Regions from separate parts of the Homo sapiens genome. Here all the other regions are linked to region 2. A link is a loop called in an ENCODE intact Hi-C map of the cell type or tissue named here. Cell type or tissue: Calu3. All regions are shown on one strand.

Region 1 (8,000 bases), 190 kb after region 2:
GTTTTCAACTTGGATTCATGACAGAATCATTAACACTTACACTGATATGATAGTAATTCTAAAGAAGAAACCAGTTACCAAACAGGAAAAATAATGTTCAAGTTCAATAATAATCGAAGAAAAAATTCATATAGTTTTTGCTTACAATAGTAGCATTAAAATTGTACTGCTGTGAAGAAAGTGTGATAGAATAGGTATTCTCTTTTTTTATTCATGGGAATAAGAATTGATTGAAAATATCCTTTGGAAAGTAATTTGGCTGTATTTATGAAGAAATATAAACCATTTAATACCTCATAAGCTCTCTTCTTGGAATACATTTCATGGTAATAATATGAGAACTAACTTTATGTACAATAATATTTATAATAAATAATAAATACTACAGCATTGTTCAAAATAATGTTAAAAATTTTAAAAACTAAATTTCCAACAATGCGGCATAATTAAGTGATTTGAAATATGAGTAACAACATATAAAAAATTATTTTTGGTAAGAAGGAAATCCTTATTTTATTTTTAATGAGCTATAAAATAATATGTTTCAATAATCTCATACTTAATAAAATATTCATAGAATGAATCAAAAACATATAAAAATGTCAATGGCATTTTTCTTTTGTGGGTAGAATAGAGAATTTTTGAAGTATTTATTTATATTGTACAGAAAATTAAGTAAAAATTATATACTATTTAATCTTTTTCAATACAAAACAAGCTATAAAACACCACAGCAGCATAGGTTCCAACCGAAGCTTTAAAGATTAAAGAAATAATAATTTTCCTTTTGTCTAAGAAATTTGATTGCTCATTGACACTGTGGTCGTTTCCGTGGGAAAAAGATGGGTTAAATTATGAAGCTAGAAGGGAAAGTCAGGGGTATTACTGGGACATAAGGAGGCCTGAAGGCCATGGAAAAATAGTTAAAGATTTCTGAGCTGCAGTGTAAGGCATGCAATCATCTCCCCAATGACCTTAGATGACATTCAGAACAAAATTTTCCAACCAAGTTATTAACATATACTATTCTTTGCCTCTTTTCTTACACGTTACACCTTCTCCTATCTTTACTGGTGTTCATATTAAACCATCTAAATTTTCTATATAGTTCATTTTTGTAATTTCCCTTTACCCCAAATGATTGGTACTTATCACATAGTAAACTCTTGATAGTTTACTGAATCGAGTTTACCTAATTCAATTCAATTATTAAGTAAATTTGATTCAATACTTGTCTAGTACTTATCTATGACTTCAATAAGGTTTCAGAGGAGGAGATGATGAAAGCAGGTTTTTAGGAAGGCAGATGTGGTGATGTTGCATAACATAATTCAAGTTCAGAAAAGCTGGATTTAAGTCATGGCTATAGTCACTTAGGTATGAAGGGCAGCATGGAGACTGACCAGTCAAAAGTGAGGCTCTCTGAGGGCTGAAGCATGAGTTCTGGGGGGCAGGGGTCTGCAGGAGGGCCAAATATAACCCCTTAAGCTGCTGGATCATGTGAGGTTGTTGCGGAGGTCTCAGGAGAAACAACAGGGTAGTGGGTACTTAAGGGCTCAGGGCAGGGGCTGATGAAGGTGCTTGAACATTTCAAAGTCAGTGCAGCCATGTGAATGTATACCATCTGATATCTGCAATGAACAGAAAGAATGGTTGTAAAGAGCACTTGAAGAAAATGAATTAGGAGACGGTAGCAATGGGTTAGAGAATGATAATGTAAAAAACAAAAGTATTGAAGCTTCTTGCATGTGTTGGAGCAAATATTGTTCCTCTTAACAAGAAGATAAAAAGAGCCAGTTTTAATGGTTAAAAAAAAAATACAAATGGTTTCAGATAAGCTTAAGTTTGAGATGATAGTAGGATATCTAAGTGGAACTAGTTAAAGGAAAATTGGAGATATATTACTTAAGGGAGGGACTAGTCGACATACTAAATAGAGAGTAACTTCCAGCCAAAGGTAGTAAGCCACAGAGAGAAATCCACTAGAATCTGAAAAAAAAAGAAGAGGAGAGATCTTCATAGAAAGTGTCACATAATGCTTCAATGAGGACCATTGGATGAGTTGTATTCTTTCTATTTTTCTGAAGTTTCCATATTTTCTACAAATGAATGATAGTTATGACCGAAATTATAGTTTCCACCCTATCATTCCTTTTATATATGGGGAAAATATTTACTTTTGAAATTTGATTTTATTTTCACTAAATAAATTATCCAGAGCAGTATACCTCAAGGTGTAAGCTAAACCACAGGGCTAGCAAATTAAAATTATTTTGTTGTTTCAATCTTTATGAATTAGGATCTCAGTGGTCACTGCCCAGGAATCTGCATTCTCTACAACCTTGCTAGGGGATTCATACGCACACTAGTTTGTGAACCAATGACCCAGAGCACAGCAGCAGGGCCCTAAGAACATGTCCTTATCTCTTTTTGCATTGATACTAATCAGTGTGCATTGCTTTCATCTGCAGCTTAGGGCGTTTCTCTGCTTCACTGAGCACAGAGATTTCCTGAGCTCCTAAATTCTTTGAAATATTTCTACTGTGGTCTTGCTTGAAAGAGATTACTCAGTAAACCATTTTGGTTAATGTGTTCCAGGTAGACTTAGATAAATCAACGGGACCATTAAAATCTTTCACCTTCTTTAAGGACAGAGTTTTGAGTTTTCTTCTTGACATCTTTTTTTCTTAAGCCTTCACTTGGTACAAACTGACTTCTTTATTTTTTTATTTTCTCTATCAATAATGGTCATAGGAGGTGCAAAAGCAAGCCTAGTGTACAGAACCATGTATCATTGCAAACAGTAAGATGACCTTGCCGTAGGATGATGTCTGCCTGCTTTTAAAGAAAAAATGAACAATCAGTGTTCAATGACTTTATAGACACACACACATTGCACATAGCCTTTGTTTCCACGGGAGCAAAATTAACAAGATAAGAACTTTTTTTAAGAGTTATGGTAGATCATTAAAACGTATGTAATTCCTGCTTGGAAAAAAAGATTTAAATTCAGATTTTTTAAGCAGGTCATTAAAATGTGTAAAATCATCCTCACTGAGAGAAGAAGGCTTTAGGGACATGGTTATCACACTGATTTTTTTAAACTAGGTTTCCCTTTTTTCTCCACTCAAATGGAGATATTCTTTTGAAGATTAAAACACTTTTTTGAAATAGTATAGTTTAAAACTAAAGGGCAGTATTAAAATCACATATCAAGCTATGCTAACAAATAATGTGAACGGTTATTTTCTCACATGGATGCCCTCTAGCAAGATCAGAGACAAGGTTATATATTTCCAAATGAAACCAGTTAGCTTCAGTATCCAGCAGTGTGGTACTAATGAGGCTGAGGTCAGGGTTCAGTTTCAAAACAAGTTGGTTAGTGTGATAAGAGCGATGGCCTCACCAACCTGGCTGTGCAAAGCATGAGAGTCACCTGGAGATTTCTATTTTGTTTTGTTTTTTTTTATTTTTTGTTTGTGTTCTGAATTTTGGGGCCTTAGTCCAGACATACCAAATCAAAATTTCTGAGAGTGAGGGAAGAAAACTATATTTTTAGAGAAATCCCCAGGTAATTCTCATGCCAGTCAGGATTTTGGAATCAATAATCTCAGAGCCAGCCCAAGCAAGAGGCAACGCAGCATGACTGCTTGCTGGCCTTTACAATTCAAAACTGCAAATTCTAAAACTGCATCAATTGAGAACTCTCAAATTCTCCAGGGAGTTTGTCCTTTGCCTCCATGGATTCGGTTCCTTTGCAGAGGCCATGAATTCAGGGAAATTTTAAGCTTTAATGATAAGGCTTTCTTAAAAATAGCCCTTCTACATGCCTCCTTTCATGAGCACTTCACCGAGATTTTAAATGCTGACAGAACTCACCTTTCCTCACAAACACAGACACATAGGAGAAACCCTAGCTTGCCCTTGGAAATGAACATTGATTGCAAATTCAAGCTTCTGAAACATTCCACTCTGAGTGTAGTGATCATTCCCTCTGAACATATCCAGATAGGATTCTGGAGGATGAGAGAGAAAGGGTATCTTCTCTGAAGAACTCAGATGGTTTTTTATGGCTAGATTATTTCAAAATACAAAAATCCAATCTCTAGTCAAGGCCAGAAGAAACCAGGATGGTCCTGTGGGCAATCATGTGAGGCCAAACTGAATGATAAATCTATGTCTCTGTTGAGGATTCGAGTTAGAATAGAGGGGAAGGGCTCTTATGCAGTGTGTACAGGATATGAAAACAGCAGGTGGGCAAAATGAAAAATTGGTCAATGGAGTAGAAAACAAAATACCAGCAAATGACATGATTTTTTATAGTCTAACTAGCTGTGCAGGCATAGAATATATACAATCTGTATGTATTTGCTATATTTTCAAGTCAAATAGATAAAAGAAAATAGTTCTCAGAGTTATTCACAAATGCACTGAAATGGAAAAACCCAACTTATCTTAAAAAGCACAAAATAATATTTTTTTCAGTTTTAAGGCAACGTTTTTAAATGTGGGTTTAGAAAAGCTCAAATTTGAAAGTTTTAAAAGTTTTTCCCCACCTTTGAAGTTTGACATTAATCTCCTTTCTGTCACCAGCAGAACCTTCAGACTCAACTCAATTTCCTCAGCAAACGCTTTATTAAATGCAAATGTCGTATCCATTTCCATTGTCATGTAGCGTGCTAAGCCCAAAGCCAATGAGGTCTGCCTTTGCAAATTTTGACAACAGTAATTGACATTTATCCACCATCCCATCTGCTACATATTTGGATTAAAAAAAAAAAGATAGGCTTTCTTTCAATATGCTCAAAAGACAGAACGGGCCTGGGAGAAAAAGCTGACACAAATATATCACACATTTTGAAAGTTGCCAGGTACCTTTGCTTCTCGTGGGTCAATACTTTTAAAACAACATCCTTCTCTAGAGAATCTTAACATTAAAGGAGTTCCCACTCTGTTATTAGAGCAAAATAATGGTATAAAACAGTCTCTTTCTTGAATTTAGTAGGGTGCTTGACCTGTCAGGCTGCAAAGAGAGAAGCTTGGTTACTGCCATTTTGTGATGGTCAGCCAAATGGTTTTACAAAGAAGAGGAAACTGTGGGTAGATGAAAGTTCTGCCTATAAAGTAGGTGTTACTACAGTGCATTGTGGTTATATTAAGTATGCCCAAAGGATAAGGAATTCAGGTGTGAAGTTGTGTGGCAGAAGTTGAAAATTAATTAAGCTCTGTGTTTAGGGTTTTTTTCCTTTAGTGTGCCGTAGTAACATGCCCTTGGCTCCAGGGAACTTTATGACTAAGTTGGAACAAAGCACTCATGACTCATGTTAAATGTAGCAGAGGAGAGATCATTAAATGTTTCTTGGCAATTAATTACCTGGGATATGCCTCTTTTTTCATAGCTTTGGTTTCAGGTGTGTGAGAGAGTTGAAAACGTTTAATTGCACCTAATTTGTTGCTGTAGTTTTATCATATGCCTAAGCATTGTGATAATGCCTGTAACCCGTGTGAAGAATTCGTAAGGGGCTTCATTTGTGACACCCCCAGAGGAGGGAATTTTTTTTTATGTTTGTGCAATAATCATACCTGACCTTTGATCCACTTTCTAATATAAAGAAAATTATGAAAACCTGCCAAATATGTACTAGATCCAGAACATCCTGGAAAGAAAATCCTTCCTACTTCTCCGGCAGTCTTTCCTTAATTAGATGTAGCCATTTTCCTCACTCCTACCCACCTATTGGTCCAGAACCTGAAAGAAATTTCTTCCCAGCTAGAAGCTGAAAGACAGATTGAGGGTAATCATTCCTTTGCATCTGGCCGATTTCAGTGTATTCTGCTGGTCACTATGTTATTTTCAATCACCTGAGATCTGATTACTTCTCCCCATCTTGCTAGCTTCCTGTTTTCTAGAACTCTAGTTTGATCACTAAATCTAAGCATTTTTACTTTCTGGCTTGAAGATAGTCTTCTTGTTTTCATGTGCTCTCTATTTTTTTCCATAGCACTTAGAACTAAAATCACATTATTTACTTGTTTAGTGTCAATTATTTTTTGCCTGTTTTCTCTCACTAGAGACTCCACAAGAGAAGGAAGGGAATTTGTCAGTCTTATTGACTGTTAAATCTCCAACATCTATTTCTGGGTCTACCACTGAGTATTTATGCACTCAGTTGGAAAGGGGTGGATGAATGAATGGATAGATGGATAGATGAGAACCTGACATCTTCTAATCTTCTAGGCGCTATTCTGGATTTGTTCATTTGCCTCCATTGGAGTTCATATCAACTCCAGTAGAGTATTTCTTATGTAACCCAAAATACATATTTTAGGCACTTGCCAAAGGCTTTCAGTACATAGTGGAGGCAAAAAGAAGTTAAAATAATTTAGAATCTGCTAAGAAAGCTCAAGGTGAATGTAACATGAGAATGAAGTCTGAGTGGTATTTAACCAGATGGGTGATTGTCAATGAAACATTGCCAACAGATAAGCAGGATTGAGGATCATAAATTTTGGCAGAGCTGTTCCTGGTGACATTGCCCAAGAGACAATGGGTATAATGGATAGAAAATGAGAATCATTGTTTTCCAGATCAAACGGAATCGATGTCTTCCACTCAGCCATACATCCAAATGCATGAATGAAGGACCAAGCATAAATAAGAGCAAAGTAGCTCTTTAAGCTACTTTGAGCTACTTTAAGCTACTTTAATCTACTTTAAGCTCTTTAAGCTACTTTCATAGTAAGCACTTTAAGCCAAAGCCTTAACTGGATATAAGCAAATATAGAGAGATGACAAAGGGGCCTTGCAGTTAGAATAAGATTTCACTTACTCTTCATAAGAAAATTTTCAAGGAGATAATGTCCAAATTTATAGGAAACTAAAGTTCTGACAGGCTTACTAACGTACTCCAGGTCACACAAGGATAAATGTGTGATTCATACCCCAATACATGCTGTTTTTACTCGCCCAGGAAGAGTAAATGGTGTCGTTTCCCCTTCAATTCTGGTTGGTTCATAGAAAAAAGCCTCAAGACCACTGTTGAATCTCACTCTGACTACAGCAGGATCCATGGGAATGGGTGGAGGGCAGGGTGTGTCTGCTAGGAGATGGCAACAAGGAGTGGCAGTACCCACTCCATTTACCATCTCTGAACACGTTATCTCATTGAAAGAGCTCCCAGACAATGTTTCTAAGGTGTTTGGGAATTTGGGGACGAAAGAAGCTATATGAAGAATTACTAATAAGTTTAGTATAGATAGTAAATCTGATGAGGTATTTCTATCTAAATAGACAAGTTTACGTTTTACGAGACTTTATGAGGAAACGCTGTGTGGGAAATAAAATGAAGTATTTTGCCAAATTTTCTTAATTTTTGTTAATTGTAAAGGAGAATGTACTCAGAACAAGTAAGAAAGCACAAATATTTTTAAATCGTTTAAATAATCTCCTTCTCCACCTTCTTCACCATTTTCACTTAAATAAAATGGTGCATTTGATTCCATATCTTTCTCTATATTCTTCCATGTGTTCTATGTTCCCTATGGGATCCATTATGTTCTATGTTCCATATGGAATCCAATTCCATATGGAATCACATGCATACATATATATATATATATATATATATATATATATATATATATATATATACACACATTTGTTTTCTAATTACATGATTATAATTCTCTACCTATCTGTCATTTACCTATCTCCCTCAGCATCTTGTATTTCTCACATAACATTATATAACATCCAACAGTATAAATATATCATAATTTATTCTACCATTTCTCTAACAATGGGCATTCGAGTTGTTTCCAGTGCTTTGCCACTTCATATAGAGCTGTAACAAACATACTAGTATACATGTGGCATAGCTTTATGCACCAGGGCATTCATTATTATAGGCTAGATTATCAGAAGTAGGACTGCTGTGTCAAAATTGTGTTTATTTTTACTTTAATACACATTACCATATTACTCTCTAAAAGGGTATAGC
Region 2 (8,000 bases):
TTCTTTCTTTTGGTAACAATTACTATTTAAAAACCTCATTAGATATGGTTACTTATGCACATGGCTATGCTAGTTTGTAATCACCTCAAGAACATGATCAATATTTGTTTTTTCTTTTTTTTCCTTTTTCTTTTTTTTTTTGAGACGGAGTCTGGCTCTGTCACCCAGGCTGGAGTGCAGTGGCACGATCGCGGCTCACTGTAAGTTCTGCCTCCTGGGTTCACGCCATTCTCCTGCCTCGCCTCCCGAGCAGCTGGGACTACAGGTGCCCACCACCATGCCTGGCTAATTTTTTTTTTTTTTTTTTTTTTTTTTTTTTGTAATTTTTAGTAGAGACAGGGTTTCACTGTATCAGCCAGGATGGTCTCAATCTCCTGACCTCGTGATCTGCCCGCCTCGGCCTCCCAAATTGCTGGGATTACAGACGTGAGCCACCGCGCCCTGCCCCCTGTTTTTTCTTTAAATTAAGCCTCCTTCTCTCCCTCTTCTCTCTCATCCCTAGCTATGCCATGCATGTGGTGGTACTAAATAAATAAATATTTATTCAATGAAAAAAATGCTTTTAGGTGATACAAACAAACATGGAAATATTTTGAGAATAATTGGAGCAGAGAATTGAAGTTTGGGGGAAAAAAGAGGGTGAGCTCTAACTGGGTAAAAAGTGTAAGTGGACATTTTTGCAGTGTGACATCTAGCAAGATAAAGATAATTAATTAGGCAAAGTGGATAAACCAGCACTCTCACTTATCAAAGAAGGGTGCAACGGGTCTTGTATAAGAGGAGTCGTCATCAGGTCAAAATGTTCCAATATGTTCTGGGGTGTTCTTGTTTGAAGTCATCAGTCTTGGAGATAAAACTGGCAAATCCTACATTTAAAGAAAAAGGCAGGGTTATTGCAAGCTATGTTGTGTTTCTCTTGAGGCTGCCTCCCCAAATGGACTAGCACCTGAAGAAGCTCAATTATTCTGTGCACGATGGTAATCCCTTATTCTTGGAGGATAGTTGCCAAGACCCCCAGTGAATGCCTGAAACCGTGGTTGGTATCAAACTCTATATACAGATTTTTCCTACTGATAAATACCCATGATAAAGTTTGGTGTATAAATTAAGCACAGTAAGATATTAACAACAATAACTAATAACAAAATAGAACAAACATAACAATATACTGTACTAAAAGTTATGTGAATGGGGTCTCTCTTTCTCTCCCTCTTTCTCTCCCTCTCTCTTTCTCTCTCTCTCTCTCAAAATATGGTACTGTACTCACCTATTTTCTGACTGCAGTTGACCACAGGTAACTGAAATCTTGGAAGGCAAAACCACAAATAAGGGCAACTACTGTATTCAAGCGCCACCAATAGTAATCAGAAGGGTGGAATTAACAAAATCATAGGTTTTAAAATCATGATGTCAGCATATAGGTTACTTTATCTAATTTGATTGTTCATCTAATCATATCAATTACCATAATCCAATCAGATGACTGTATCTAATAGATTGGGAGATCCTATTTTAGTTTTGCATTTATAGATTGGATGAAATGATGGAGTAAATCTTTGTTTGGATTACTAAACTGATAGGTGAATAGGACAGGTGAATAGGACAGCCACTTTGAGAGCTACAGTATGACCTACACCCTCTCCAGGCCCCCAGATCTCTCTGCTATCATAGGATGAGCACTTTTCACTGTATTGAAGTCTAATGGAGGAATTTTCCTTTCTACAATATATACTTTTCTAATGTTTGATTTTTAAAATAATACATATGCATTCCACTTTTTGTACATTTCTGGAAATAATCATATCTTACATGTTTTAAATGTTACAGTAAATATTGAGCAATTAATGTGCGTGTGTCATTTTAAGAAGAAAAAATAGAATTTTTTTTTTTTTTTTTTTTTTTTTGAGACAGAGTCTCACTCTGTCACCCAGGCTGGAGTGCAGTGGCGTGCTATCTCGGCTCACTGCAAGCTCCGCCTCCCGGGTTCACACCATTCTGCCTCAGCTTCCCGAGTAGCTGGGACTACAGGCGCCCGCCGCCACGCCCGGCTAATTTTTTAAATATTTTTAGTAGAGACGGGGTTTCACCGTGTTAGCCAGGAGATACCAATCGATCTGCTGATCTCGTAATCTGCCCACCTCGGCCTCCCAAAGTGCTGGGATTACAGGCGTGAGCCACTGCACCTGGCAAAAATAGAAAATGTTTTAAAGAAAGGAGCTCATTATCAGAAAATAATTATGTAGAAAAACCTAGATTCTCAATTTTTTAAATCATCTATTACTCCTTCCTCCTTTTGTAGACACCACATTTAGAAAAAGCCTGGACACTACCAGATAATAAAGTGTTTTTTCATTTTTTAATTAATTTTACATACATGAATCAGAAATTCTGGTAAGCATGAAATATCTAGAGTTACCATTAAATTGCCACAATCCCTGCCAATTGCAAGAAACAGTCTTATTTATAACACATATTATTTTTCAATAAGTGTTTGTTAAATCAAATGTCAGGATAGAAAAATAGTAAGATTGCTAAAAATGTGTTGATAGAAACAGTGTTAGTGTAATTTCTCTTAAAGAACCATTCTATCCAAGCAGCCATTTTAATTTAAACAGTACTCTTATTTTAATTTTATTTCAGAGTCCACAGCAACCAGTTGTATTTTTCTATGAACTAAAGACACAATGTGTATCCCACTTATTTTTTCATACTTAGCTATATAGTGCTTTGTAAATAATTCATGCTTCTTTATGAATGTATGTATGGTTGATTCATTTGTTTTTCTACTTATTTTATCCATCCAAAAATCCTTCAGTGGTGGGCATGGCATTAGCACAGAAGGGTCAGTAGAATAAGACTCAGCATATCCTATAGAAAAATAAGACACAGACTTGTCCTAGAGGGACTCAAAGTTTAGTAGGGTTCATGGTCCCTGAAATACAGTAGATCACGGTCTCACACTGTCATCCAGGCAGTAATGCAGTGGCAATCTCCACCTCCCAGCCTCAAGCGATCCTCCCACCTCAGTCTCCTAAGTAGCAGGGACTACAGGCGTGTACCACGACAGCCAGCTGATTTTTGTATTTTTTATAGAGATGAGGTTTCGCCATACTGCCCAGGTTGGTCTTGAACTTCTGGGCTCAAGAGATCCTCCCACCTCAGCCTCCCAATGTGTTGGGATTACAGGCATGAACCACCGTGCTCTGCCAAGCATTGCAGATATTAACTTACATAAGGCTAACAACTTTAATATGATAAACTTTTATTTATTTGCTTTTCCTTCTCAAGACTTGTTCCCGTAGCTTTTCCTTCTCAAGACTTGTTCCCGTAGCTTTTCCTTCTCAAGACTTGTTCCCGTAAGTAGTTAAGATAAAAATGAGATTAAACAGAAACATTAAGTATCCTCTACTTGGACCTATCACAGAGTGCTCATTTATTAAAAAAAATAGTTAGATTCTGGTAAATATTAAACATATTAGCCTAATCAGCTACCTCTTACTCTAGTAAATAATTAACACTTCTCTTCACGCTTACAGAAGGAAATGCCATAGCTCCTCTTGCTTGTAGAAAATCAATCTTCCATTGAGGAAGTGCCTTTTTAAAGTAAAACACTGCTTGTATTTGAATGAAGTGGGGACATCTTAAAGGAAACCTATTGCAGATTGGTTAAGGACTTGTGCTTTTCAGTCAAGACTTAATAACTATATATGTAGGCCCAAATAACAAATTGAGGGCACAAAAGGGATACCAAGTTCCCAAACTCTTAAAGCCATTTAGGATGTCAAGTTCTGAGAACAAATGTAATTTCAGGTCATTGTTAAAAACCCAAGAGTGGCATTCTTTCATTTAGCACTTCCCTTACCTGTTTTAACTCCTCAACTTTGTGAACCTCCTTCATTTATTGGCTCTTTTATCCCAGCCTAAACTGTTGTGTTCAGGGGTATATGTATATATGTATGTGTGTATACATATATAAACATAAATAATTGTATATTTAAATATATTCAAATTTTAAATGACTTCTTGTCTCTTTCTATAACCAGATCTCTCTAATTTTCCTCCAGAATACCTAATCTAGACTTGGAAATTAATTAATCGCAGTTAAAATAATTTGTGCAAGACATAATGCTTAGAGTACAACATGGATTCTTCTTACATAACCATCACAACTACTCTGTGTGGGTTGAGACAGTATATTCTCATTTACAGATGGAAAAAATGGACTAGCCCAAGGTTTTAGAGGAAATCTATGATAGTGCTGATGATCTGAAATCTATTGCCATTGCTCACTTTAGCTGACAGTACTTGAAAGACAAACCTTTGTTTGCTTTATAAAATGTATTCAATCTGAGAAAACTGATTGCAAAAAGGGTAAAAAGTAAAAATGGAAATAAATTTAAAGTGTGTCTAATTATTGGCACTTTGGTACTGTTTCTTTATATATCAAGCTATTACATGCTACACCTTCTGGCTAGAATGCTCTTCACTCCCAGTACTTTACTAGGCTAAATTTCTTACTAATTTTTCAAGTCTCAACTCAGGATTGCTTCCCTGAAGAAGATATGTGTGGCAGCCAAACTGCGTCAATTTCTTCCATAACACCTTGCACATAGCTGTTTCTTAAGTACTTTTAACTGAGGAAGAATTGGATATTGATTTCTTGTACGGTCAGCTCCTAACATAGACCTGTCATAGAATAAATATTTGTTGAATGAATGCATGATTGAGTTCCCTACATATCAAGTTGTTTTGAAATAGATTAGAATTATATGTCAGGTATGCAAAGTGTTGCAGCAACAGATGAAGGAGCGAGAACATACTATACAGCAAAAAGGACAGAGCTGATGCATGAGGCAAAATAGTTTGAAGAGATCAAATATGTTCATAGAAAAAAAAAAGCATATATTTAGAAAGCAAAAAAAGCCCAAGAAAGACAATTGAACATGTAATTGCTGACAGTATGCAGAGTAAAATGGAGACAAAGATGAAGTTAAACTGAAGATATTTCCTGGAGAAAGTTCTGAATCCCCAAATTCCCCCTTCTTATACAACCAGGTGTTTTGGAACGAACGTTGATTGTAGAGTTAAATTGTGTTCTTAACCCGTTCTGCAGCCAGAAGCAGATGGGATATTGTATCTTTTTTAGTAGTATGGAAATGACTATAAATATGCTAAACATTAGTTCACCAACTGCTTATTTTCTTACTTCATTAGAGAAGAAAATTACCCCATTTGTAGAATGTTTCATTTCCTTTTCCACAGAGCTGATCACTAAAGCGTAGGTCTTACTGACATGGAAATTATTTCGGAACAATAAGAAGAAAGCTACATAGCACATTATCTAAATTATTGAATTCTTACAAAATCAAGGTAGAGGTCAGAAGTAGGATGGAATCTTTTTCCAGCTGTTTAGGAAGACGTATTATTAAGGTTTTTATACAATGGTATTATGAGAAGATGTTAGGCCATAAAAAGTGACCTGGGCTCGATCTTCTTTATCTTCTCTATCTTGGACTCTATCATGAGGACACTGCACAAAGTGATCTTGAAGGTCACCCTCACTTGTAAAATCTATGCACTATCCTGCTTTTTGATATATCTTCCTCCAATTACTTGTCCTTTAGTTATTTTGTTGATCATCAATGATCAACATCTATGATGGCCTAACACTTCCTAATCATTTAATTTGAATTCTTGTTAGCAGTTCCTGGGTGGGAATAGTTAAAAGAATAGGCTTTGGAAAGGTTGAATAGTACATTCACTGGAATTTGCCAGTTTACCAACTATATGAACTCAGTTAAGTTTCTCAACTTCTACTAGCCCAGATTTCCTCATTTGTACGTTGGGGTTAATGATAGAACCATGCTCATAGGGTTGTGGTAAGTATTAAATGACATAATGCATGTAAAGTAGTACACATTTATTGACTAACAATAAGTATTATTTTTGTTAGTTTTGTGGGAAAATATGTTCATAGTTTCAGATATTTGGATTTTTGTGTGTGAATTTCATTTATTTACATGTTCTTTCCTATTATCCCTGAATAAAACAAGAGGTTATTTAAAAAATAAAATTTGGTGGGTCGATGATTATAAGAAACACACATGGAGTCTAAATGCTTTATAAACCCTACAGTGTTATTTTTTTATGCCAAGACCTCAATTAACTTCAGCTGAATACCTGTGAAGTATAAGTCTGTACTAATTATGGATAAAACAATTGGGTATGACACAAACGTGTCATTGACTAAATCATGTTTTCTTCCAGTTGATTCAAATCCCTGGCAGCACATAGCCATAATAACAGGCAGGCATGTTGTTACATTGCTTATAAGGTGATTCCAAGATCTCGGCCATCTGCTTTGAATGGCAAACTGTAGACACTCTCATAAATTAATGTGTGAACTTTGTTGCTTGGCTAAATTATGTTTATCCTGAACTGTATCTGTAGCTTCTTTGTGCCTTGCAATTTTTTTTCTGTGGAGATGGTTTGTATTAGTGATGTAATGCTGCAAAAGAAATTCTTCTAGGAGCAAATTATTTGTTGTTTGGTAAAGGCAGTCTATGATCCTGAGACAATTTCATAGACAACATGAGTTTTATGAATTATTTTATTCACAGTTATGATTTCCTAAATAAGGTATAAAATATGAAATCCTGTACAAAGTAGAAAACCAAAGTCACTTGTTCTCTATTTAGTATTAATCTGAGTTTGTTAAGGATTGGAATTAGTATTATGAAAATTCTTTCTATGTATTGGGTACTATATATATATGTTATTTATTATTTACAACTACAACCTTGGCCAGTTAAGTTGCTTACATTTTGAATTTATCGATGTTTATATTGACACTCAAAGAAATTAGGATAACCTATCCAAGATCACACAAGTACATAAGCAAGCATGCATTTGAACCCAGGTTAATTTTATTCTAGAATATGTGTTTCCAATATACTACAATGGCATGTTGTGGTATATTCGTGTTTCCATTATACCACAATGGCAAGTATTATGCACTCATGGAGGTCTATCATGGTCCCTGAAATCCAGACTTCCTGTAAGTGTAAATTTTACAGTATGTAAATTATGCATTTACATCCTCTAAAATGCATATGTAAAGTATAATAAAAATATACAAAAAAAGCATATGTATTAAATAACTCTGTAATATAGGGTTAAACACATAAAATAATCCTACAATAAATTTTCGAAGAAAGAATGTAAGGAAAATCTGTGAAAAGAGATGTTTGATTCAAAAGTAGATAGCAGATTCAAAGTGGATCAAATGATGCTGATTAAGTGAAGAGACTTCTTATTCATTCATTGGATAACTGTCATTCCTTCATTTTCTGCCTTACTCTGTGACAATAATTGAGCTGGGTGCCAGGGGTACCAGAGTAATCAAAAGCTAGAATAGTGCTCATACTGTAATTTCTTAGGATCTTATTGTGGAGATATATTAATAAATAAAATTATGAAATTACATATACTTACTGTGATCTGTGTTTTAATGGAAAAATATGAGGGACTATGAAAATTATAAAATGGAGATGTGGACACATATTTGCTACAAGAGAACCAATTTAAAATCATTATGAAAACACAAAAGAATTTTACCTATCATGTACATTTGAATATTCAAGTTTGTAATGAGGATGTAATAATGATATGGATAAATTCATATAATTGAACTGTTATTTAATCGTTATCGTTAAATACAAATATTTTCCTAATTTCATGTGTGATTTATTAGAATGTTGAGATTATAGATTTTTTTCTCTTTTTTGTTTTCTATTTTTAAAATATATATGTAGTTACATGATATTTTTTAAGTAGATGTAAAATGATCTCACATATTAATACATTTCCTAAGAATTCTGACTGAATTTTGGGAAACACTGTGGGGTGGATGTATGGGTATGTTGGGGGGGTGTAATTAATTTTTTTCTTCCTTGTTTTGGGCTAAATGAACTTTGTACTCCTGATATGCCTGATCTTCA
Region 3 (8,000 bases), 110 kb after region 2:
ACTAACGATTAAGAATCTCACTCAAAACCGCTCAACTACATGGAAACTGAACACCCTGCTCCTGAGTGACTACTGGGTACATAACGAAATGAAGGCAGAAATAAAGATGTTCTTTGAAACCAACAAGAACAAAGACACAACATACCAGAATCTCTGGGACACATTCAAAGCAGTGTGTAGAGGGAAATTTATAGCACTAAATGCCCACAAGAGAAAGCAGGAAAGATCCAAAATTGGCACCCTAACATCACAATTAAAAGAACTAGAAAAGCAAGAGCAAACACATTCAAAAGCTAGCAGAAGGCAAGAAATAACTAAAATCAGAGCAGAACTGAAGGAAATAGAGACACAAAAAAACCCTTCAAAAAATTAATGAATCCAGGAGCTGGTTTTTTGAAAGGATCAACAAAATAGACCACTAGCAAGACTAATTAAGAAAAAAAGAGAGAAGAATCAAATAGACGCAATAAAAAATGATAAAGGGGATATCACCACCGATCGCACAGATATACAAACTACCATCAGAGAATACTACAAACACCTCTATGCAAATAAACTAGAAAATCTAGAAGAAATGGATAAATTCCTCAACACATACACTCTCCCAAGACTAAACCAGGAAGAAGTTGAATCTCTGAATAGACCGATAACAGGGTCTGAAATTGTGGCAATAATCAATAGCTTACCAACCAAAAAGAGTCCAGGACCAGATGGATTCACAGCCGAATTCTACCAGAGGTACAAGGAGGAACTGGTACCATTCCTTCTGAAACTATTCCAATCAATAAAAAAAGAGGGAATCCTCCCTAACTTTTATGAGGGCCAGCATCATTCTGATACCAAAGCCAGGCAGAGACACAACCAAAAAAGAGAATTTTAGACCAATATCCTTGATGAACATTGATGCAAAAATCCTCAATAAAATACTGGCAAAACAAATCCAGCAGCACATCAAAAAGCTTATCCATTATGATCAGGTGGGCTTCATCCCTGGGATGCAAGGTTGGTTCAATATACACAAATCAATAAATGTAATCCAGCATATCAACAGAACCAAAGACAAAAACCACATGATTATCTCAATAGATGCAGAAAATGCCTTTGACAAAATTCAACAACACTGCATGCTAAAAACTCTCAATAAATTAGGTATTGATGGGACATATCTCAAAATAATAAGAGCTATCTATGACAAACCCACAGCCAATATCATACTGAATGGGCAAAAACTGAAGTATTCCCTTTGAAAACTGGCACAAGACAGGGATGCCCTCTCTCACCACTCCTATTCAACATAGTGTTGAAAGTTGTGGCCAGGGCAATTAGGCAGGAGAAGGAAATAAAGGGTATTCAACTAGGAAAAGAGGAAGTCAAATTGTCCCTGTTTGCAGAGGACATGATTGTATATTTAGAAAACCCCATTGTCTCAGCCCAAAATCTCCTTAAGCTGATAAGCAACTTCAGCAAAGTCTCAGGATACAAAATCAATGTACAAAAATCACAAGCATTCTTATACACCAACAACAGACAGACAGCCAAATCATGAGTGAACTCCCATTCACAATTGCTTCAAAGAGAATAAAATACCTAGGAATCCAACTTACAAGGGATGTGAAGGACCTCTTCAAGGAGAGCTACAAACCACTGCTCAAGGAAATAAAAGAGGATAAAAGCAAATGGAAATATTCCATGCTTATGGATAGGAAGAATCAATATCATGAAAATGGCCATACTGCCCAAGGTAATTTACAGATTCAATGCCATCCCCATCAAGCTACCAATGACTTTCTTCACAGAATTGGAAAAAACTACTTTAAAGTTCATATGGAACCAAAACAGAGCCCGCATTGCCAAGTCAATCCTAAGCCAAAAGAACAAAGCTGGAGGCATCACACTACCTGACTTCAAACTATACTACAAGGCTACAGTAACCAAAACAGCATGGTACTGGTACCAAAACAGAGATATAGATCAATGGAACAAAACAGAGCCCTCAGAAATAATGCTGCATATCTACAACCATCTGATCTTTGACAAACCGGACAAAAACAAGCAATGGGGAAAGGATTCCCTATTTAATAAATGGTGCTGGGAAAACTGGCTAGCCATATGTAGAAAGCTGAAACTGGATCCCTTCCTTACACCTTATACAAAAATTAATTCAAGATGGATTAGAGACTTAAACGTTAGACCTAAAACCATAAAAACCCTAGAAGAAAACCTAGGCATTACCATTCAGGACCTAGGCATGGGCAAGGACTTCATGTCTAAAACACCAAAAGCAATGGCAACCACAGCCAAAATTGACAAATGGGATCTAATTAAACTGAAGAGCTTCTGCACAGCAAAAGACACTACTATCAGAGTGAACAGGCAACCTATAAAATGGGAGAAAATTTTCGCAACCTACTCATCTGACAAAGGGCTAATATCCAGAATCTATAATGAACTCAAACAAATTTACAAGAAAAAAACAAACAACCCCATCAAAAAGTGGGCGAAGGACATGAACAGACACTTCTCAAAAGAAGACATTTATGCAGCCAAAAAACACATGAAAAAATGCTCATCATCACTGGCCATCAGAGAAATGCAAATCAAAACCACAATGAGATACCATCTCACACCAGTTAGAATGGCAATCATTAAAAAGTCAGGAAACAACAGGTGCTGGAGAGGATGTAGAGAAATAGGAACACTTTTACACTGTTGGTGGGACTGTAAACTAGTTCAACCATTGTGGAAGTCAGTGTGGCGATTCCTCAGGGATCTAGAACTGGAAATACCATTTGACCCAGCCATCCCATTACTGGGTATATACCCAAAGGACTATAAATCATGCTGCTATAAAGACACATGCACACGTATGTTTGTTGCGGCATTATTCACAATAGCAAAGACTTGGAACCAACCCAAATGTCCAACAATGATAGACTGGATTAAGAAAATGTGGCACATATACACTGTGGAATACTATGCAGCCATAAAAAATGATGAGTTCATGTCCTTTGTAGGGACATGGATGAAATTGGAAATCATCATTCTCAGTAAACTATCGCAAGAACAAAAAACCAAACACCGCATATTCTCACTCATAGGTGGGAATTGAACAATGAGATCACATGGACACAGGAAGGGGAACATCACACTCTGGGGACTGTTGTGGGGTGTGGGGAGGGGGGAGGGATAGCATAGGGAGATATACCTAATGCTAGATGACAAGTTAGTGGGTGCAGTGCACCAGCATGGCGCATGTATACATATGTAACTAACCTGCACAATGTGCACATGTACCCTAAAACTTAAAGTATAATAATAAAAGAAAAAAAAACTTAAAAAATATATATATATATACACTGAATTCTGAAGACAGTTTGGACAAAAAAGCATGTAGTACATCCCATTAATTCTTTTCAAATATTGATTATATGTTGATGTAATGCTTTAGAGACACAGGTTTAAATAAAATATATAATTAAAATACAAAAAAAAACACATATGTACATGCACACAAACACACACGGCCCACTTTTGTTAGATTTATTTTAGATACCTTTTTGTTTTATTTGATATTATAAATTGTTTATTTTTTTAACATGGTTATAGTTTTTACTAGAATATTGAAATGTAATTGGCTTATTTTTAAATCACCTTTATTGAAATGTAATTTATATATGAGAAAATACTCCTATTTTAAGTGTTAAGCTCTGTAAGTTTTGACAAATACACAGACCAATGTAACTACAACAAGATCCTGAGACCTTTAGAAGTTAATCATCCTACCAGCTCCTGGTAACCTCTGATCTGCTTTCTTCATTTTAAATACAATTGATCTTTTCTATCGTTTCATATAAAAGGAGTTGAATCTGTAGACCAATTGGAAAAGAATTGACACCTTAACATTAAATCTTCCAAATCACACAAATGGCATATCTCTCCCTTTATTTAGCTTCTTAAATTTCTTTCAGCAAATTTTATAATTTTTAATGTGCAGGATTTGCACATCTTCTACTAAATATATTGTGAAGTGTTTCACACTTTTGATGCTATATAATTAATATAAATCAAATTTAAACATTGAATTATTACCAGTATAGAGAAATGCAATGAATTTTATATTTTAACCACATATCCTATGGTTTGCTAAATTCACCTAATGCTTCTTCCTCCAGAACTCTCCACACAGGTACGTAAGACTGCTTGATATTGTCCCGCATGTCCCACAAAGCTCTGTCCATTAGTTTTCAGTATTTTTTTTTCTTCCTGTGCTTCAGTTTGGATTCATTTTATTGTTATGTCTGCACAGTCTGATTTGTTCTTTATCCCATCCTGTGAATTTTTTATTTCATTTACCATGTCTTTCATCTTTAGACATTTCATTTGGTTCTTTTCTGTACTTTTCATTTCTCTCCTCATTATTTCCTGGTTTCTTTTTAAATCCCTGAGCATATTTATTATAGCTTTTTAAACTTCCTTGTCTGCTAGTCTACCCTCTCTCACATTTCTTGATCTGTTTCTATCAATTGAGGCCTCTTCTGGCTATGTTATATAATGTTCTGCTTTGCATATGTAGCAATTTTTTATTGTGTGCTAGACAACATGAGGTTACACTGAGGTTACATACATCTGCAATTTGATGTCTTGCTTCAAAGAATGTTGTGCTTTATTCTAGTAGGCAACTAACTTACTTGAAGATTAGTTTGATCCATTTAATTCCTGTTTTAAGCACTTTTATGGCATGTCTAGAGTTGTCTTCATTCCAAGCATACCTTGTTCTCTTCACCCAGATATGACCTTTTCCGGGTTTTCTACTGAATGCTTCATTGATGACTGAAGAATCTTTACACTGGTTAGTCAGAGCTCAAATGTTTCCCTACCTTGTGAAAGATCTGAAAGTTGTTCATCTTACAGTTCTTTGCCTGGCTTCATTGAGTTTTACCCTATGCATGTACAACCTTGTACTCAGCAACTACTCAAGGGGTCTCAATGGCAATTTGTTTGTTTTGTTTTTTTTGGTGGGGGGGTGAGGACCGAGTCTCCCTCTGTCGCCCAGGCTGGAGTGCAGTGGCGCAGTCTCGGCTCACTGCAAGCTCCGCCTCCCGGGTTCACGCCATTCTCTTGCCTCAGCCTCCCGGGCAGCTGGGACTACAGGTGCCCGCCACCACGCCCGGCTAATTTTTTTGTATTTTTAGCAGAGACAGGGTTTCACCGCATTAGCCAGGATGGTCTCGATCTCCTGACCTTGTGATTCACCCGCCTCGGCCTCCCAAAGTGCTGGCATTACAGGCGTGAGCCGCCGCGCCCGGCCGGCAATTTCTTAATAGCTTCTCCTTGTACAAAATACTGCCTCACAGTTAACAGCTATCTCAGCTTTTTCTGACAATATTTTTAGCCTTAACATATTGACTATAAGTTTGTCTGTTTCCACTGTACGTACTCTTTTTAACAACATCTTAATATTTCTTAACATGAATGTTCCAGTATTTATTTAGTTTATTTACCAAAGATGGACTTTTAGGTCCTGTGGCAAATACTATGCATTGATTTACTGCAGTCCATTTCAAGTAACTTAGAACATGCTTACTAAATGACAGAGGCTGAAAAGTTGCAGACTACTTTTCTCAGACTTCTCTACAGTTCAGGTTCCAAACAGGCTTAGCTTTAGATGAGCAGATATAATCGTATATTGGGCATGCAATCTGGTACTTCTGCTGTTTCTGCTAATGAGCTTGGTTGCAGCAGTATTTGTCTTTTATGAAACAGAAATTACTGAGCCTGATACCTTGCTTCAGATACCTCTCATTTCATGCCTAGCTTCAGAATAGTCTCATTTCTACAGACTCAGCATAAAGGTTGTTTCTAAAGCCCTTCCAATGAGGTAGCTAATTTCCTGAACTAAATTCTTTTCTGCTTAAACTAGCTAAGAGTAGTTTCTGTCATCTATAATCAAACACAGTGCAAAGGAATTTTGAAACAGAAATTGAGAGCTGCATGCAACAGAAGCCATATATTTTCATTGGCTTAGCAATCAAGTGGAAGATGAAGAGGACTCACATGTTGCATTCTGAAACAATGATGAACTTTGTTATTTGATGATAAAAAACTAATACAGTTGTTCCCTGTGGTGCCCTGGATGAAAGAGTAAGTGTCAACAATGACCGTAGCATTAGGGGAAATAGTAGAGACAATACGTAAGATTGAGGTGTGTTGATTGCCTTTTTCACTTTTAAACAAAATTCTACAATAATGTTCATGTAGATAGTCTAACACCAGCCAGTGAGAAGCTCTCTGCCTAGTTCTACAATCTTGGTTGACTGAGATTACAGTAGTGTGATTCCTTGAAGAGTTGAGAAGGCCAGTTGTTTTAACCCTAACACTGAAGCAGTTATTAGTAGGACTGTATATCAGTCATTACAGCAAGAGATAGCAGTAACAGAAGCCACAGCAGGAACCCAAAAGCTTACCATCAGAGAGGACTTTATCATCGCTAAGGCCCCAGTGACACTTCATGATTCTTATTTTCCTCTTTTCCAAATGAGAGCTTTTATTCTGTTTATCCTGTTCCAGCTGCACCGTGATAGGTTGGATATGTTTGGGGGCAGATTGTTTGCTTTTAATTTTAGCAACTGCCAGACCACAAGAGTACACATAATCTAGAGACACTGCAGTGATCTCTGTGTGGGACTTTGGAACTGTCTATTTTGCAAAAGGCATGACTGGGTTCTGTGTGTCAGAAGAAGGGTATGGCAGAATATTGGGGTAGGCAAATAGCTAGATTGTGGGAGGGACTATGAGTTGTCCCACAAAATCGATTTTTCCCACTTGCTCAGAAATAGACCTTCAAATGTTATTTGGGCACAGGGTCTTCAAGAATAACAACTAAATTCTATAATTTTCTTTGAATCTAGGTGTGGCCTTGTGTCTGTGGATAAGTGTTGACCAACGGAATGTAAGTAAAGTGAAGAACAATCAAATAAATGTTCTCAAAGGGAGAGGGCTTCTTTTCCCTTGTCTGCTAACTCAAATATGGATCAGCTGACTGAAGCTGGAGCAGTTGCACTGGACCACTTATTGAGGGTAGCAGAGCAAAAAGGAAGACAGATCTCTGAGAATCATGGAGTTTTCACACCAGGAACCTACATGAAGGAGAAATAAACTATCATGTTTATAAGCCACTGTTATTTTGGGTTTTTCTATAAATTATAGCTGAAACTACCCCTATCTTTATAGAGTTATTTTCCAAAATTTCAAATATTACCCAAAAAATGCTTCAACAAAAAATGACATCTTTAAAGAAATGTATTTGTGTACATGTTATAAGCATTATTTTTTGGATAGATTCCTAGGAGTGAAAGTCTTGAGTAAATGATGTGTTATTTTTATTTTGAAAGATACTTTCTACTTGCCTTGTAAAAATGCTTTATCAAGTTTCACAAAAAGAGTATGAGAGGAATTGTTTTCCTGTATCCTCTATACAGATTTTTACTGATTTTTAAATTTATTATATTTGAATAGATAATCTTATGTACATATCTGTATTACGAGTAAGTCTAGGAATCCTTTTTTCACACATCTGTTTTGGCCAACTGTTTTCTTCTGTCTTTTGACAAACTTTCTATAAATTCTTTAGTTTTTCTGGCTGATATGTTTACATATTCTGGATATTAATTATTTTTAGTTGTATGTTTGGCAAGTTTTTTTTCCAGACTGCTGGTTATTGTGTAACTTACTTATGATGGCTTTAATTAAAGAAGTATTTATATTTCAGCATAAGTGCCAACATCTTCCTTCTGGATTTTGCTTCTTAGCTAGAAACCTCTAGAGGTCATAACATTATTTTTCTATATTTCTTCCAACATACTCTTTCAATTAAAAATTATTTCACTTTTTAATGCATCTGGAATATATTTATGCAAGATAGGAATTAGAGGTCTAATATTTAATTATTTTAAATGAATAACCAGTTTTCCCAGTGCCATATGTTTAATAATACTTCTACA
Region 4 (8,000 bases), 250 kb after region 2:
AATGTTTTAGTATTCTATAAGTTTTCCAAGATTAATTAATTTGATCTAATTTCAGTTTAATAATTTAAAATTAATTAGATATTTTGGAAATTATATTTAAGCTGATGCACTGCGGAACCCAATAATTATTTATGTAAAAACATTTGTCAAATATAATTCAATTTAGTTGAACACATAATTTTACATTTTACTTAATTTTAAACATTGTGTAGAAGTAATGTTGGCTTATCTGATTGGTAAAATAGTTTAAGAATATTAAAGAGTTCAGATTAACTAAATTTTTAAAACCCCAATGTTAGACACAGGGAAGGAAACAATACACACTGGGTCCTGTTGGGGAAGGTGTGGGGGGAGGGACAGCATCAGGAAAAATAGCTAATGCATGCTGGGCTTAATGCCTAGGTGATGGTTTGATAGGTGCAGCAAAGCACCATGGCACATGTTTACCTATGTAACAAACCTGCAAATGTACCCCAGAACTTAAAAAAAAACCCTCAAAAGCCATACATAAAATCATTGATAAGGTTGACTCAAACAAACAAACAAAAAAACCCCAAATATTATATAGAATACAATGTAGGTATTATGCTCTGTGTTAATAAAGTCAGGAAAAAGACACATAGCTATTTTTTTTAATTATTAAAGCAGCTTCGGTCCAAATACCCACTTTAATTATTTGAACTTAGACTATTAATTAAAATGTAAAATATAAGTATATAAAACATGGAGACTTTAGTTATGTCATATATATATATATATATATATATATATATATGTATGTATGTATTTGTGAATCTCTATCAACCAATCAGAACAGAGTTCCTATACTGAGAAACTCTATGGCTTAATGTATTACTGTCCTCTAGCAATAAAAAATATTTCACATTCACATGATGAAATGGGTTCGCGTTTTAGTAGCTAGAGACATCAACTATCATTTATTTGTATTACAAATCTATGGTTTGGGCAGAATTTGGCAGGGAAGGCTCCATGCATTGTCATTTGGGGTGGCTTAGCTGGAGTATGGAGGATCCACTTCTAAGAGCTCTCACTCACGTGGCTGACAAGTCAGTGTTGGTTGCTGGCTGTTGGCTGTGACCTCAATGAAGGCTGAGAGATGGGGCCTTGGTTCTTCTCCATGCGGGTCTGTCTATATGAGCGGCTTGGGCTTCCCCACAGCATAGTGCTTGGTTCCAAGCATAAGAACAACTGTATTGTCTTTTATGACCTACCTTCAGAAATTCCTCAGTGCCACTTAAACCTGAGTGCAAAATCTGCTCCAATTTAAGAGTATGGAACATAGATCTTGCCTCTTAATGTGAAGAGTGTCAAAGTCATGTTGTAATAACATGTTGGATGGAAGATATGGTGGTAGTCATTTTTTGAAAAATAGAATCTGTCAAAAGAGGTAAAGACTTTTCTCAAATACAGTCACATAGACACACAGATAGCTTATAGCTTTCACTGCACAACCTCAGCCATGGATCAAAAGAAAAAAACAGAACACAGAAAAACACTTGTCCAGGTATCGGAAGTTCTTCTCCTTCCCAGAGGAACTAAAACATTTTCTCATATAATTGGAGTTCACAGATAATCAACCAAACAGAAAAGGCTAACAAACAAGATTCTCTGTCCTCTCCTTCCACCACCCAACTGAGAGCTCTAAAAGATTAGACCATAAAACCAGATTTCTCATCATTCCTGACACCAGTGCTTCTGAACTACTAAGAGTAATTTTTACCTTGCATGAGTAAAAGTTGCCTTAAGTACATTCTCCGAAAAATAGTGTATTTGAATTTCACAATTTAGCCCAATTTTCACAAATGATATTTTGTAACAAGAATCGAGTCTCAGCAAATATGATTTTCAAACTAAAATCTATAGTCAATACAAGACAAATATCTAGTTAATGAAAAGCTAACAAGAAATAATATCGATTCATTTAAAATTTTTCTTCCATCTTTATAGTCATTGATAAGCCTTTAGCAGTGGAGTGCAACGGTTGGAGTTTGGGTATGAATTCAAATACTAGCTCTACTCCATAGTAGTTATGTGTTTTTGGGCTCCTCTCTCGTCCTTGGGTTCATCATGGGCAAAATGGAAATAATAATTATACCTTATAGGCTCACATGACTATTAAATAGATCAACTTAGTAAAACACTAATCATGGTGCCCAGTGCAAAGTAAACCCAATAAATGCCTGACACTATTGTTACTATAACTATTACAATATTATAGTAATATAATATGTAATATATAATGACATATCATATGTATTATATAATATACACTAACAAATGTATATATACTAGCAATATTTATATTATATAGATATGTGGTACAGATTTATGTTATAGAGATATATAGTACTATGTATTAATAGTTATGTGTATAATACAGATTATACTATTAATATAACAAATATAGTATACTATTATATATACTATATATTATAGTATATTATATACACTATATATTATAGTATATTATTATATACACTATATATTATAGTATATTATATACACTATATATTATAGTATATTATATACACTATATATTATAGTATATTATTATATACACTATATTATAGTATATTATTGTATACACTATATATTATAGTATATTATTATATACACTATATATTATAGTATATTATTATATACACTATATATTATAGTATATTATTATATACACTATATGTTATAGTATATTATTATATATACTATATATGATAGTATTTATAGAATTACATATAGTGTAAATGTAGTTTTATATGCTATATACATAACACCATATATGTACTATATATAAAAATATATATTGGCCTGTGTGGTGGCTCACGCCTGTAATCCCAACACTTTGGAAGGCCGAGGCGGGTGGATCACAAGGTCAGGAGTTTGAGACCAGCCTGACCAATATGGTGAAACCCCGTCTCTACTAAAAATACAAAAATTAGCTGGGCATGGTGGTACACGCCTGTAGTCCCAGCTACTCAGGAGGCTGAGGCAGGAGAATCACTTGAACCCGGGAGGCGGAGGTTGCAGTGAGCCGAGATCATGCCACTGCACTGCAGCCTGGGTGACAGAGTGAGACTCCGTCTCTCTATCTCTCTATCTATCTATCTAATGCTATATATACTACACATATTACTGTAACTACAGTAATGTAACCATTACTATAAGGTAATGTGACACAAAAAAGGCTACCTGCCAATTTGACTCTATTTTAACTTCAATGGTCTGAGAATTAAAGTGATAATAATGAATCTCCACATACTTTCAATGTTTCAACTATAAATTTTAGAGAACACACATTCCCATCCAATAACATTCTTTTAATCCAAGCGTACATGTGGTACATTTAAGTTGTGCTTTTATGTGAATTTGAATTGCTTTTGGTTTCAAACTGCTTCAGAAAAACACAAGTCATTTTTGCTGCTAGGAGTTGAGGAATCCTTTATATCTGAAAACACGCATTGGGATAAAGCCCCTTATTTAATGTGTCTGTCATTCATTTGTTCCAGAAGTCAATTTGGGGTGTTAACATTTGCAACGCCATAAGTGCAAGAGTGAGCCCTTACCCCTACAGGCAGCTAAACATACAAGTATACGTCTAGCCCTTTCTTTTTGTAGTTTCCTCCTGCCCTTATGCCCAGAAAGGTGGACACTTGCATCCTCAAGTAAATGCAGCATTTTTCAAACTCTTCTCTTTGAAAACTATAGACTCCCATATGATAACTGCCTACCTAGGATCCATGGCCATTCAGGTGGATCCAAATGAAAGCTCCCTCATCTAAGGAAAATAGTTAATGTCTTCATATATTGCAACTCCATCAATAGCTTATCCAAAAATATCACCTTTATAATACAGAGCTCTGCTCTGGCTCTCTATACAAAGAACGCCCAGAATAAATATGATGATAACAGGAAAACAAAGACCAAACATTTTGAAGGCATAATGTCTTCTATTTTTCACATATGACCAACTAAACTAAGAGCACCTCAAACATCCTCATTTTCTGCTTAAGAAGAGTAACAAGAAGTACCCTCATTTTCTACACAAGAAGGACGACTAGTGGTCAAAAGACGTACTTTTCTCTTGATTTTCATGCCTTGAATCCATAGAATCATATTTTTGCAATTAAAATTGTAGATAACTTACTTTACATTTATTACTGTGGAGAACAAGGCCATGAAAAGAAGAAGTAAATTAATTACTCAAGGTTGCCTATTTAGTGATAGATGTAAGTCTCTTTCTAACATATAGCCCCTCTTAGGTCTAATTGTCTTTGGTTGTGAATATGCGGTGGGAAATAATTAGCTCAGATTCCTTTGGTGTTGTCCAGAAGAATTTGGTTCTTTGCGCAAACACAAACTGCAAACACTATGCTCGAAAACTGGGAATCTTATGATTCAGTCTTCCTAGAGAATTTAAGTAGGGGTTTGTCTTAGTTTCTGACTGTTTTGGTTTTTGGGGGTTTTTGTTTTTGTTTTTTTGAGATGAAGTTTTGCTTTTTTGCCCAGGCTGGAGTGCAGTGGTGCAATCTCAGCTCACTGCAACCTCTGCCTCCCGGGTTCAAGGGATTCTCCTGCCTCGGCTTCAGCCTCCCGAGTAGCTGGGATTACAGGCATCCGCCACCATGCCCAGCTAATTTTTTGTATTTTTAGTAGAGACGGGGTTTTACCATGTTGGTCAGGCTGGTCTCAAACTCCTGACCTCAGATGATCTGCCCACCTCGGCCTCCCAAAATTCTGGGGTTACAGGTGTGAGCCACCATGCCCGGCCAGTTTCTGACTGGTTTTGAAGCCTCCTGAAAAGAAGTAGGTGTTACAAATTTATTTTGGTTGATAAGTGTGCATTGAAACTTCTCCTACTGAGTTATTGCTGAGCAAGTAGATGGAAACTTGGAATGCTGTACCAAGAGTAAGCTCACCATCCTTCTATCCACATACCTAAACATCTCAAAAACCCAGTTGCCAAAGCCCTGCATTCCTTAGCCCATGACTAAATGTTAACACTCTTGCCTGATTATATGTGTCTAGAAATAAATATGCACCAACAAGTGCATAATTTTAACTAAATTTAATTGTGCTTTAGAAACTTGAAATAGCTAGTAGATAATGAGTGTGTCTGGAAGTGATTGTTTTAAATTCAGCGCTTAAGCAAAGATTTCTGAGAATCATCTAAGCATTTGCTTTTCATCACTCCATCAGTGTTTCTTAATTTTAACACAAAATGGGCTTGTGGGCAGAAGACTCCTACACAAGAGGGAAAAAAAACTCTTCCTAAACATGGCTAGTGTAACAACAACACCAGGACATTAAAGGAAGGAGAACTAAGAAATATTCTCTTGAAAGTGAACTGACTGAGCTGAATTTGTAGCCAAGCAATGTGCAGGAATGAAGTAATTCTGGTATTTCTGACCTCCTACTCAAAGATGTTCCAAATTTCACATTTTCTGGTGTACACAATGTCTCAATACTGCTCACAGTAACCATATCCTCTGATAAGACCAACACATGAAGAAGTTTTGGGGGATGAATTATTTATGATGAACTTCGAAGATTGCAGAATTTCACAAGTTTTAAGCAGACAAGAGGCAAAGAACCTCCTCAGGAAAAACAATCATATGTGAGTAAAATTCAATGGTTCAGACTACCTCTTCTATGAAAGTATTTTCTTGTACTCTCAATGGAAAGTGGTCTTTTTCTTATTTGAATAATCAATCTCAATCTCTACAAATTATCTTGAGTACATAAAGGGTGAATTCTGTGTCCCACATGAAGTTGTACAGGTGGTAAGTGGTAGTAGTATGTACTTACTGTCTTATTCAACACTGGTGAAGCACTTATGGTGTGCCATGAGCCATGCATGGTGCTGAAGTCACTAAGAAAGTAAAAGTCTAATAACAGAGCCAGATTTCTTAAATTCCAATACAATGGTGTGTGTATGTCGATAATGTATTATCCAAACATTTATTGATAAGAAAATAAGATGTCCCAGTTTGCCCACCTTACACCTGTTGTGCCAACAGAATGATTAATAGCATCCTGGTTTAGACAGCAAATTATATACTTACCCTATTTATTAAACAACTCATGCATGTCAAGCACCAGAAATAAAAGAAAATTTCTGCATTTAAGGAGTTAAATATCTAGTAGAGGAAATAGACAAATAAACAATTTTAATGCATGTGATAAATGTTATATATTATAGATATATGTAGAAGGCCGTCAAAGTTTATTTGTAGCATATCTGTTCCAGACCAGGCGTCAGAAATACTTTTCAGTGTCCAAAAGGCATGTGGCAGGTTGTCTTAAATGAAAAAAAGGAGTTAGTTAAGTGAAGAAAGAACGTTCCAAACAGAAGGAGATGTAGTTGCCAAGGCAAAGGAACAAGAGAGATTGTAGCAATTTTCAAGAACTGAAAGCATTTGATCTGTCTGGAGCATTGCCTGCAAGCAGGGAGGTATAGAAGATGGAGCTGGAGGGATAATAGCTGGATCATGAGGGACTTCATTTGCCAATTTAAGGTCTGAACTGAATTCTGAGGCTTGAGGAGTTATTGATGCATAAAACACTGGGTCGCTTTAACTATAACATGGAACATAAAGTAGAGAGGGCATGACTACACAGAAATGTAAGCAGATGTTTTTGGGTGGGATTTACATAAAATCTCTTTAAGTGACCTTAATTTGGCATGAATTTTTTTTCTCTCCTCCATTTTATTGCTTTCTCCTTGGAATATGAATGTGATGGCTGGATTCCAGCAAACATCTTGTGACTTTGAGGAAGGAAGTGACATGGAGTGAGTGAGCAAGGAAAAAAAATGAGTCTGGATTTTTATGACTTTGTGCATTCATCTTACTAGTTATAGATCACCTACCTTTGCACTACCCCATCCCTTTTACTCTCTCCTTCCACAGAGTGAACCATGATCCTCTAACTGGTGTGCATCATCCCATAAATTTTTACTTTATTGCATATGAATCGAAAATAAATGTATCATTTTGTGTTATATTAATTAGGATGCATATTAAGCTTCTATAAAAAAGAAACCCCAAAATATAATGGTTCAAAAATTCCATGGCTCATAGAGTCCAGTGATAGGCTAGCAATTCAGGGCAGATGTCTTTACCCACAAGATTAGCCAAGATCTAGATTCCCTCTCTTGTTGCTGCATCATGACCTCGGGTGTCTTCATAGTTGAAGCTGGCATTCTTGCATTCTAGCCATTGGAAAGGGAAAAGAGAGGGAGGGTGGATGTGCAGCCCCCTTTCACATTTATGGATATAAAATTGAAGTTGTACACATAATTCTATTCACACCATATGGGGCAGAATTTTACTCATGGCTGTACCTAGCTTCAAGGGAGGCTGGATAATATCTGCCAGTATAACCATATACATTGCTGAATCTTGGGCAATGGGCTCTTCTCTCGTTGGAAGAGAGAAGGGTAGACTGGATTCTAAGCCAAAATTAGTAACTCGTAGGTTTTTAACATTTATATAAATTGACTGCATTGTGTGTATCTTTCAGTAATTAAGTTTTTTACATTTGATATTGCATTTTTTACATTTGTTCCTGTTACATTAAATAAATTTTAATCGCTTTAATAATTGTATTGCACTCATTCTAGGGATAAATCATACATTATCTGTTCATCTACTGGTGGATGAGATATAAAATTCTAGTAAACCCATCTTCTCTTGTAGTGTTGAACCAATACAAAATCAGTCTAAGCATGTGGGAAATTGCATTTAAAAATGGTGGCTTTCGAGTACACCATGAGGCAAGCTATTCCAGAGGTCATAGAATGGAGAGGTTTACTGGTCAAGTTAAGATGCTCAAATCACATGGCTTACTAAATTAATATAAAACATAGTAAGAAGAAAAGGGAAAGATATGGCATAAGTTAATACAGTTAGGATAGGATGCAAGCAAGATAAAGGGACCACGCTAGCTGAATCCTGTGTCTCTGTGGCACCAGTCTTCCCTCC

Evidence for each region. Hi-C counts contacts between places; a loop is a spot of excess contacts. Peaks named below come from ENCODE experiments on the same cell type or tissue, not always from the same donor. Only the 100,000 strongest peaks of a DNase experiment are listed, where the experiment ranks them.
Region 1: it touches region 2 in a loop (2.1-fold over the local background); 2 of 110 quality-filtered maps call a loop at or near these places.
Region 3: it touches region 2 in a loop (2.8-fold over the local background); 2 of 110 quality-filtered maps call a loop at or near these places.
Region 4: it touches region 2 in a loop (6-fold over the local background); 2 of 110 quality-filtered maps call a loop at or near these places.

What each region holds. Positions count from the first base shown.
Region 1 is chr12:88,929,307-88,937,306 of GRCh38, forward strand. No RefSeq gene overlaps it. Among named protein-coding and RNA genes, the nearest start is that of LINC02458, 86 kb to the right of the region's middle. In Calu3, no CTCF peak of the experiment used is centred here; no DNase peak of the experiment used is centred here.
Region 2 is chr12:88,734,821-88,742,820 of GRCh38, forward strand. No RefSeq gene overlaps it. Among named protein-coding and RNA genes, the nearest start is that of KITLG, 160 kb to the left of the region's middle. In Calu3, no CTCF peak of the experiment used is centred here; a DNase peak (open chromatin) is centred at 3,131.
Region 3 is chr12:88,849,682-88,857,681 of GRCh38, forward strand. No RefSeq gene overlaps it. Among named protein-coding and RNA genes, the nearest start is that of LINC02458, 170 kb to the right of the region's middle. In Calu3, no CTCF peak of the experiment used is centred here; a DNase peak (open chromatin) is centred at 4,800.
Region 4 is chr12:88,989,776-88,997,775 of GRCh38, forward strand. No RefSeq gene overlaps it. Among named protein-coding and RNA genes, the nearest start is that of LINC02458, 26 kb to the right of the region's middle. In Calu3, a CTCF peak has its summit at 4,002; no DNase peak of the experiment used is centred here.